2 separate regions of the Mus musculus genome follow, and region 2 is linked to region 1. A link is a loop called in an ENCODE intact Hi-C map of the cell type or tissue named here. Cell type or tissue: heart. All regions are shown on one strand.

What was found. A loop is a pair of places that touch in the nucleus more often than their neighbours do. Peaks named below come from ENCODE experiments on the same cell type or tissue, not always from the same donor. Only the 100,000 strongest peaks of a DNase experiment are listed, where the experiment ranks them.
Region 2: it touches region 1 in a loop (4-fold over the local background); 23 of 42 quality-filtered maps call a loop at or near these places.

What each region holds. Positions count from the first base shown.
Region 1 is chr4:86,923,363-86,928,362 of GRCm38, forward strand. It overlaps a transcript of Acer2 not described here. Among named protein-coding and RNA genes, the nearest start is that of Acer2, 51 kb to the left of the region's middle. In heart, a CTCF peak has its summit at 1,916; no DNase peak of the experiment used is centred here; H3K27ac peaks cover 253 bases.
Region 2 is chr4:86,871,436-86,876,435 of GRCm38, forward strand. Acer2 (alkaline ceramidase 2) reads left to right here and starts at 2,979. Exons shown (of 6, transcript NM_139306.3): 1 at 2,979-3,161. The coding sequence starts at 3,054. In heart, CTCF peaks have their summits at 752 (motif pointing left), 2,942 and 3,775; a DNase peak (open chromatin) is centred at 2,956; H3K4me3 peaks cover 2,673 bases; H3K27ac peaks cover 2,283 bases; H3K27me3 peaks cover 354 bases.

The DNA.
Region 1 (5,000 bases):
GGGGCTGGTGAGAGGGCTCAGTGGGTAAAGGCACTTGCTGTTAAGTCCACTGACCAGAGTTCAATCTCCAGCATCCATGCGGTAAAAGAAAGACTCCTGTAGGTTATTTTCTAACCTTCTCATGTGTACACACACATGCACACACACCAACAGCAACAACAAACAAATAAAAGGTAATTTTAAAAGAAGACTCTAACACAAGCCTGAACAGTCCAAACAAAGTAAAGTGAGTCTGTCAGAGGCCCCTGTGCTCCCAGGTCCATGCCATTGCAGAACTCCTCACAACTGTTAGGATGCAGGATCAACCAAGTGCGGAGGGGGCTGCCCACTCAGGGTGGGCAGGAAAGAGGCTGAGAGGAGAGGGCCAGGGACAATGCACCTTTCCAGGGTGCAGGATCAGTGACACTTCCTCTGGCTGGACTCCGCCTTCCAGTTTGCACCACCTCCCCAAAGGGCTACCAAATTATGAATCTATCCATGTGTTAGTTCATTGATGAAGTCAGAGCCCTTGTGAGCCAATCACTTCCCCAAATCCCATCTGTCTGCAGCCAAGCTTTCAACAAAGGAGCTTTCAGCTCAAACCATAACAATGGTTCTCCACACTGACAGCTATTCTTCTCCCGTTCTTTGAGACACTGGTCTAGTTTTTTTGTGTTTGTTTGTTTTTGTTTTGTTTTTAGCTTCAATTTACAGAACATGCGATATTTGTTTTTATGTGCCTGGCTTATTTCACTTAATGACCTCTAGCTCAACTGCCACAAATTCCAAGACTTCATTCTTTCATGTGGCTGAATAATATTCTCTTACATTTATTTTCCACGGGTGCTTCTATCAGCTGATGCCCTGAGTGAGAGCCAGTGGGTCACCAGTAATCTGTCTCCCTTTTGTTTCTCAAGCAGTTTGTCCCAGCTACAGAGAGATGAACGCAGGGTGGGGTTGGGGATAGCAGAGGTAGGTAGCTGTATACTAGAGAGACTTCTAATGTCTATGGCTCAGCGTGGTGAGGATAATTTACATCAATGTAATGTACATTTCAGGAAGAACTGGGAGAGAGGAATTCTCAGGCCCCTAGCACAAAGAATATTAGCTGGTCACTGGGATGGGAGTGGTAGAGATGTGGTTGTGTCGTTACACGGCATATGCATGCATTATCTTGGTGTGCTTGATAAATATGTACAGTTATTAGGTATCATTAAGAAGGAGTCGATATTACATCTAAAGACTTTCAAGTACTAAATAAGGCTTGGGAGGGCAGGCTAGGGTGTTTTGAACAAAAAGGGACCTTAATTTTCTGCAAGACTTCTCTCCAGGTTTACTGTTAGATTGTCCTTATCATGGGTTGTGGTACTGGATTTGACATATATTGTGTTTCATACTGTTGAATTTTTCTATAGTTTAAAATACAGTATCTGCATTTCATCCACCAGTTTGGGTAGAATTGGTTTTCCATCCTGCCTGCCCTCTTCCCCTCCCTCTCCCCTCCCCCCCCTCCACCACGTTTTTTTTGAGAGAGTGTGGCAAGGAGACAAAGATATTGCCCTGGCTGGGCTAGAACAGCTTTGAGAGATCCTCCCATCTCAGCCTGTGGGGTAGTTGGGGCTGCCTGTATCAGGCCTCTGTCACTTTTCAGGGTTCTGATAGCATCTTCCTTTATTGCCTTAAGTGGCACTGCTGTCTCTGACCATCTCTGGCCAGTGACACCTAGCGTACATGTGGAAGTGACCAAAGATAGGGCCAGAAACACAAAATAAAAAATTAAAATGGACAGACAGACGAACGAACAAACAAACAAACAAACAAACAAACAAGGCTTTTATGGGATTCTCTAGCTGTTTTATGAACAATGCAAGCAAGAGTAACCCCTGGGCCCGAAGGATGGAGAGAAACTAGTGGAGACGTCGCGCCACCGTGTGACCTTATGTGGTATTGCAGTTAGTGATGCCTGCTTGTCTCCAAACTCAACTTTTCAAATGGCAGACAAAATGTCAGTTTTCTCAGGGCACATGTTTGTTTCCTTGGATTTTTCTTTCAACTATCTCTCTGCCTTCTTTCCATCCTCTCTTTTCTCAGTAACTCATTGTTATAGTCTAGGGTGTTGGATCTTACTAGAATTTTTAAAATTTACTCAATGTAGTAAAGCAAATATTTTCCTGCATGTAAAACTGTCTTAATATAGATGTTGTCCAGAGGAAATTTTTGTCTGTCAGTCTATCAGTCTGTCAGTCAGTCATGCATCTATCTACCTACCTATTTGACCCAGTCGCATGTTCATGTACCTCACTCTGGCATTAACCTTAATTATTACTTAATATAAATCCCAGGATGCCCTGCGATTTCTGATCCTCCTGTCCCCACCTTCCAAGGCTGAGGTGACATGTGTGTGTCACCTGGTTTATTGAGAGGTTTGTTTGTTCTTGTTGTTTGTTTGTTTTATAAGAGTTATTTATTTTATATGTGTGCATGTTTTGCCTGAATGTGTGCCTAGAACCTTTGGGGGCCAGAAGAGGGTATCAAATTCCCAGGAGCTGGACTTATGAAGTTTGTGAGCTGCCATGTGGGTGCTGGGAATGGCGAGTCCTGCTTATCTACTTTTTCATTATTCTGTAGTGCTGGGAACTGGACTCACGTTTCCCCTTGCTTGAGACGCCCAATGTACCTGTCCGACAGCTCACAGGCCTGTGAGGATCAGAAATCGCAGGGCATCCTGGGATTTATATTAAGTAATAATTAAGGTTAATGCCAGAGTGAGGTACATTCTGTGCCTGGTCTGCCCTTGTCTTCTTCCTGGCATGTTTTGAGCTTTCTGACGTTGTCCCATTAAACGAATCTTCTGAGAAATGTGTGGTAGCACACATCTTAATCCCAGCACTCAGGAGCTAGAAGCAGGAGTTCAAGGCCAGCCCAGTCTATGTAGTGAGTTCCAGGACAGCCAGGGCTACACGGAGAAACCATGCAAGGTGGAGGCAGCACAGTGTGGGCCTCTACATGGCTCTAGAAGGCACCTGGTCCCAAACACCTATTTCCAAATAAGTCACATTGGATCTGGGTGAATGTGGGGAGGGGGTGGCTTTCGATCCACTCCAAGGTCTCTATAAGATGCTTCCTACATCACCTAAGAATGTGGGATTCCCCCCCCCCCACACCATGCATACCCAGATTCTTTTTTTTTTTTTTAAAGATTTATTTATTTATTATATGTAAGTACACTGTAGTTGTCTTCAGATACACCAGAAGAGGGCATCAGATCTCATTACGGGTGGTTGTGAGCCACCATGTGGTTGCTGGGATTTGAACTTCGGACCTTCGGAAGAGCAGTCGGGTGCTCTTACCCACTGAGCCATCTCACCAGCCCGCATACCCAGATTCTTATAACACTTTCATGGTTCACACACACACATACACATACAAACAACATGCATACCCAGATTCTTATAACACTTTCATGGTTCCCATTGGAGGGTCCATGCTAACCTTTCATCCTCTTGGGTCCAGCTGGGTGTGTATTTCAGGCACATTTTGCTGTGGCAATACACAGTGATGCTAAGAGGGATTTGTAAGCAGGATAGGAAGTAGTGGAGTTCGTTTGGTGTTCACTTGGCATAAAGTTCCTCTGTTCTGGAAGTTGGGGTTTTGGGGGGTGCAACTATCCTGTCACCCATGTCCCATTTATGCCATGACACCCTGGTGTGTGTATGTGACACCCTGGTGTGTGTGACACCCAGGTGTGTGTATGTGTGACACCCTGGTGTGTGTGACACCCTGGTGTGTGTGACACCCTGGTGTGTGTTGGTGTGTGTGACACCCTGGTGTGTGTTGGTGCGTGTGACACCCTGGTGTGTATTCCCAGAAGCATGCGGGGTTGACATGGAGGTCACTGGTCCAAACATGACTTCATCAATGAGTTCGCAGAGTAAGAGACATGGTGGCAGGAAGGCCTTGCTGAGCAAAGTCTCCTTAGATAGGAAAGCAACATGCAAACAGACTTGAGGGGTGTGTGTCAGGGGCAAGGAAGGTAAGATGTCCTCTGGGACAGTGCTCAAGGGATGACAGTGGCTTTCAGTTTGTATAAAGGGTCCCAATCAGTTCTCTGTTGTTAAACACTATCATAGTCCTCCTCCTCCTCCTCCTCCTCATCGTCATCATTGTCGTCGTCATCATCATCATCATCATTGTCATCATCATCTTTGATTACTTTTAAATAATATCTGGAGTTGACTGGGTGACAATGAAAAACATTTTAGCAGCTATCTTTAATCCTTCTAAAAATGGACCTAGTGAAAATTGTTTAAAGTCTCCGTGGTCAGTGTTGAACAGAAGGGAAAATCTGCTCTGTCCAGATTGCATTATCTGGTACTGATCTCATCTGGGGGTGTGGGGGTTTCTGTGGGGGAAATTCTATCTTTTTTTTTCAGAGAATGATGGGTTTTGAGTTTTTCAATTATATGGACCATCAATTAATAAGGAGACATAAATCATGGAAGACAAAGGAGGGGATTTTTCTCTTTTCCTTCAAGCTCAGCCAGGGGAACTTTCCCCTTCCCCGGGGTTGCTTAGATCAGACAGAGTGGAGCGAATCCTCACTGGGAGAAGTGTTTCCTCTTCCCTGTGTGCATTCTGCTTAGAGGACAGGGGGGCCTGGATGAGAGGCCTGACCCCCTCCTGCCTCCATACAGTGACCAACCCTGACTGTGAGCAGGATTCAAGCAAGTAAACAAGCAAGTGCCCTGCTCTTGAAGTGGGACAGGTTGAGATTTTCGTCTCTCTGGGTGACCTGGCAGAGCCAAAGGATTTGTGTCCCCAACAGGAGGGGGCACAGATCTTAAGCTGGGAACAGGAGGGTCTTACTCCAGAGAAAGCCACTGGTCAACACAGGGAAACAAAACTGACAGAAACACATGGATATACACACATAAACACACACACATAAACACACACACACAAACACACACACACACACACACACACACACACACACACACACACACACACACACACACACA
Region 2 (5,000 bases), 52 kb before region 1:
CCTAATGCTGTGACGTTTAATACAGTTCCTTATATTGTGGCAATCCCCAACCATAAAATTATTGTCATTGCTACATCATAACTATACTTTTGCTATGGGTATGAGTCTCCATGTAAATATCTGATATGCAGATGGTCTTAGGTGACCTCTGTGGAAGGGTCCTTAACTCTCAAAGGGTTGCAACCCACAGGTTGAGAATCGCAGCCCTAGATTCAATGTCCACTCCCTACATAAAGTTATTGCTCTTGGGCTGGGCATGGTGGCTTATGCCTTCAATTCCAGTACTGGAGGCAGATCACTGTAAGTTTAAGGACACCAGACCTTGTTGTTTTTTTTTTTTAATATTGTTACTCTAGTTTAATACAAAAATATCATTCTTTGAGCATTTCTTCAGGCTTCACCCTTGTGAAGACTCCTAGGCACATGTGAAATTAACAAAACTTTTATGTTTTTCTCTTGTCAACCAATCAGTTTTGTATTGATTGGAATCCTAAATCTAGCCAGAGACCCTACATAAGAACCAAGAAGATAAAAGAGCTTATTCTCTCTGACAGTGAAGGACTTTGATTTAAAACCTGAATTGTTTCTGACAATATGTGCTCCAGTAGAGTGCTGGAGAGATGACTCAGTGGTTAAAAGCACTGGCTGCTCTTCCAAAGGATTTAGGTTCAATTCCCAGCACCCACATGGCAGTTCATAACCATCTATAACTCCAGCTCCAGGGTCCCAATGCCCTCTTCTGGTCTCTATGGCTACTGCACACATGTAGTGAACAGGCAAACATGTAGGCAAACAAAACACCCATACACATAAAAATAAACAAAAAATTAAAAATATTGAGGACACTAGGGGCTGGAAAGAGATGAATCAGTGGTAAAGAGTTGCTGCCAGGCAATTGGGAAGAGCAGAATTCAGATCCCAGAACTCATGTAAGACACTGCTACATGTACAGTCATGCATCGGTGCATGGCTGTAACCCAGCTCCAAGGAGAACTGAAGCAGGATCAGTCCCGGGGTTCACTGGCTGCCAGCCTAGTTGAGGAAATGCAGACTCAAAGTTCAGGAAGAATCCTTGTCTAAAAGGTAAAGGCAGAGAGTGAGAGAGGCTATACCTGGCAGCTGCTTTTAGACTCTCTCTGCATGAATAGACTTGTATAGCATTCTCTATGAGTACCGCGCACACTCATACAGACACCTTTCCACAGGACTCAGTCTTTTTAAAAAGTACTGAGGACCCTGAATACCCTTTATTTATATGGGTCTATCATCAACATTTTTACAATACTAGGAATTTAAACTGGCATATCTAATGCCTATGAATGTGTAAATTCTATTAGGTGTCATATATCACACTGCAGCCTTTGGAATGCTACAATACACACTGATGAGAGAGAGGGAGAGGGAGAGGGAGAGGGAGAGGGAGAGGGAGAGGGAGAGGGAGAGGGAGAGGGAGAGGGAGAGGGAGAGGGAGAGAGAGAGACAGAGAGAGAGAGAGAGAACCTGGATGTGATGGTATGTGCCTATAAATTCTAACACTTTGGGGGCCAGCCTGGCTTGCATGAAACCCTGTTTCAAAAAAAAATCAAAAATAAAAATGTTGCAAATGATAAATAATGTTACAGTACTAACAAGAAACATTTTGATCACGTGGACCACAAATTCAGAAAATTGCCATACACAGTAACTGTTTTATATCATATTGGATAGATAGATAATGGATAGTTTTTCTTTCCAGGATTACAAGCTTGTGCCACTACACCCAGCTTATTTTTGCCTAAGCTATCGGGAGGAGAAAAATATGATCACATGAGAAAGCAGTTCTGCTGGACCAGCTGGTGTTGAATATACAACAGTGGGGGAGCCATTACTGTGCAGGGAGCCCTTATAGTGCATTTTTCGTTTGTGGCTCTGGCCTGCTCACTCCTGCTAGCCTGTAACTGACCCTAGAAGGAGGTCACAGTCTATGTTCTTCTTCTTGGGTTCCAGAAGACCTTCAGTAGAACCGGCTCTAGAGAAGGGAGAGGGGACAGAAGGTGGGATAATGAGGTCACAGGAGTGGTTTGGCCTGTAAGGAATAAAGCTGGATTTCGTAAACAGGAGGTGGAGACTGGCAGCTTCTGCCAGCCGTGGAGACAATGGCTGTGTGGGTGTCTGAGGAAGAGAAAGGTAGAAAGGTTAACAGAACCCGCTACCCAGGATGCCACCGGGGACACCTAATGAGTGACATATGAACGAACACTCTCTCAACAGTGCCCAGCTCATAATACTATATGTACTATATACAACTATGTATGTATTACGTTCTGTACTTGTGTGTTCTTACCTGCATCTTCTGTGGGTTGGGATGGCCGAAGGTTTCCCCAAGTCTTATGTTACCCATAAATGACTAAACATTCAGTACTACAGAAATGCTCTCCTGGTGTGGGTGGCCCAGGATGCTTGGCAGGGTCCAGAGAACCTGTTGCTACAGCCTTGAGAATCTTTTTATCCTAGCCAGCAACGAATTGGGTCTGGTAAAGCTGTTCTGCCTTCAAGAGGAACAAGAATATTCCTTAGGCGTGAGAATTGGTGTCCCTAGTGCAGTGAAGAAAATTGCTGCGAACTACCCCGGAGTCCAAAGAGGTCCGGGTCTCTGTGCGTTTTTCCGTACTTTACATTTTTACAAAGGGTAGGGGCCGTTTTGGCGTTCTTTACACAACCTGGACGCACGCGGACAAGAGCGACTCCGAAGACCTTTGCCACCAACCACGGTGGAACCGGAGAGTCCCGACTTCCACCCCAGCCCCGGTCCTACCCTTGGGGGTTCCCCAAGCCTGTCAGGTCCCGCCCCGGGTGGGCGTGGCCGCCGTGCTCCGGGACTCCGGGGGGCGGGGCTGGGGCGTGAGTGTCCCGGCGGTGGCAGGCGGGCACAGCCCGGCTTGGGAGGGCCGCGGGGAGGCGCCGTATCCGGAGGCTGTCCCGCACCGCATAAAGCCACAGACGCACAGTGTGCCTCGCAGCCGCTCGGGCCGGTCGCCGCTGCAGAGAAGCTGCTCCGATGCTCCAGAGCGGCCATGGGCGCCCCGCACTGGTGGGACCACCTGCGGGCTGGCAGTTCGGAGGTGGATTGGTGCGAGGACAACTACACTATCGTGCCTGCCATTGCCGAGTTCTACAACACGGTGCGGGACGCGGGGAGCGGCGGGGCAGGTGGGCGGAGGGAGGGAGCTATCCCCGTGTCTGTGGCGCCTGGAAGCAACCGTGGACGTCCGTGGCAGATTCACTCCACGCCCCCTTCTCCGGGCGCTTCTTCCAGCTCCATTTCTGCACTCCTCTCCGGTCCCTTTCCAGAGCTCCTCCAGCTCTTCCTGTCATTTTCTTCTTTATGGCTCTATTGTCTTGTTTGGCTCCTGTGCTCCGGGATCCAAGGGTCCGCATCAACCCATTTTTTCCAGTTTGGGTCATTTAGGGACGTGAGCTCACAGGGGCAGCTCCCTTTTTTCTGCCTAGGATCTTTGTGGCGTGACGCACCTGGGTCTCATTGTGCGTTTTTTTTTTTTTTTTTTTTTTTTTTTCCTCTGAGTACCTGTTTTGGGCTCCCTAGGAAAGGGGAGCCCTGGACATGTCCAGGGCTGGGTCCACTCTCACAAATCGGCAAGTCCTTTTCACTAAACTATGACAATGTTGATCTAATTATTTTCGTCCAGAATCAAGTAACTTCCTATGAGTTCTTTTTCTTGTTGCTTTTAGAGTCCAGTTTTGAGCCAGCTCCTAGTGGTGACTGTGAAGTCTAGGAGTGATAGCTGTGGGTTTTCTGGACTTGCCTAGGTCCCTAGATATGGACAAGCAGAAATTTACAGAATTCCTGGGATTTTGTTCTTTGCGAGAGGGAAGGATTGTCCCTAGGAGAGGAAATGTTTCTGCTTTTTCCCCCTGAACCCATCCATCCCTCAGGACTCTGGTATCCAATGTGACTTTGCATGGTCATTTTTCTGGCTTATCTTTTTTTGCTGTTCAAACAGAGAAAACAGGAACTCTTTGAGTCATTGTGAGTTTGAGATTGCTATTTAGGATTTTTTTTTTCCCCTTTCGGATTTCTGGAAAGAATGTTCTCAGCAAGAATCAAGCATTATTGCCTGGATAGACCCCTAGTCCCTTTTATGCCCCTGTCCTTTACTTTTGATCCCCCAACTCCCGTTTTTGTTCGTATTACTAGGCTATTGAGCAGTGAGCTGTCATGCCCATGTGCTGCTATGTCTGCGACTGACCCAGAATTCTCCACCGTGCCTTATCCAGGGCTTTTCCTCCACACCCACTTCTTAGTTGCTCAATGAAACCAGACCTTTGACATTCAGAGACATAGGGAAAGATCTAGTTAGTGAAAGTGGCCACATGTTCCCTATTATCCAACCTGGTGGGGTATTTATGATGCTCTCTACATAGACAGGCACCATCAGAAGAGGCCGGAGCAGGGCAGCTGGGGTAGCTGAGAAGATCCACCAGCAGTATCAAGTGGAGAACCGCTGAGAAACGCTAAAGGTTTCACTAGAGTCAAGGAATGACAGGCTGGATCATTCACCCCCTGGCACTCTCCTGTGGAGTGTGAGAGCTCTCAGCCAGGGTTAGCCCCAGTCATAAAGTCCCCCAAAGCTCATGCATAGTTGCTCTGAGCCAGCCTTGAAAAGCCCCCAGGGAGAATATTCTTTCCCTTTCCTTCTTCCCTCATCCTCGTTCCCCTCCCTTCTACCGCCTCCTCTTAACTTTTCTCTTTCTGACAAGGGTCTTCCTGTCTAGCCCAGGCTGGGATTAAACTTGAGGTCCTCCTATCTTGGCTTTTCAAACAGCCTGTGCATCTGGCTGCCTCTTTGTTTCAGTTTAATCCCACTGGAACTGTGTGCACCGAGCACAAAACTCTGCTGTGTAAAAGAGCCGTAGTGTTTGTGGCTGCTTGAGCTAGCCCATCTACCTGGTAAACTTTTTCTTTGGGATTAATAAGCCACCACATTTTCTCTGGAATATGG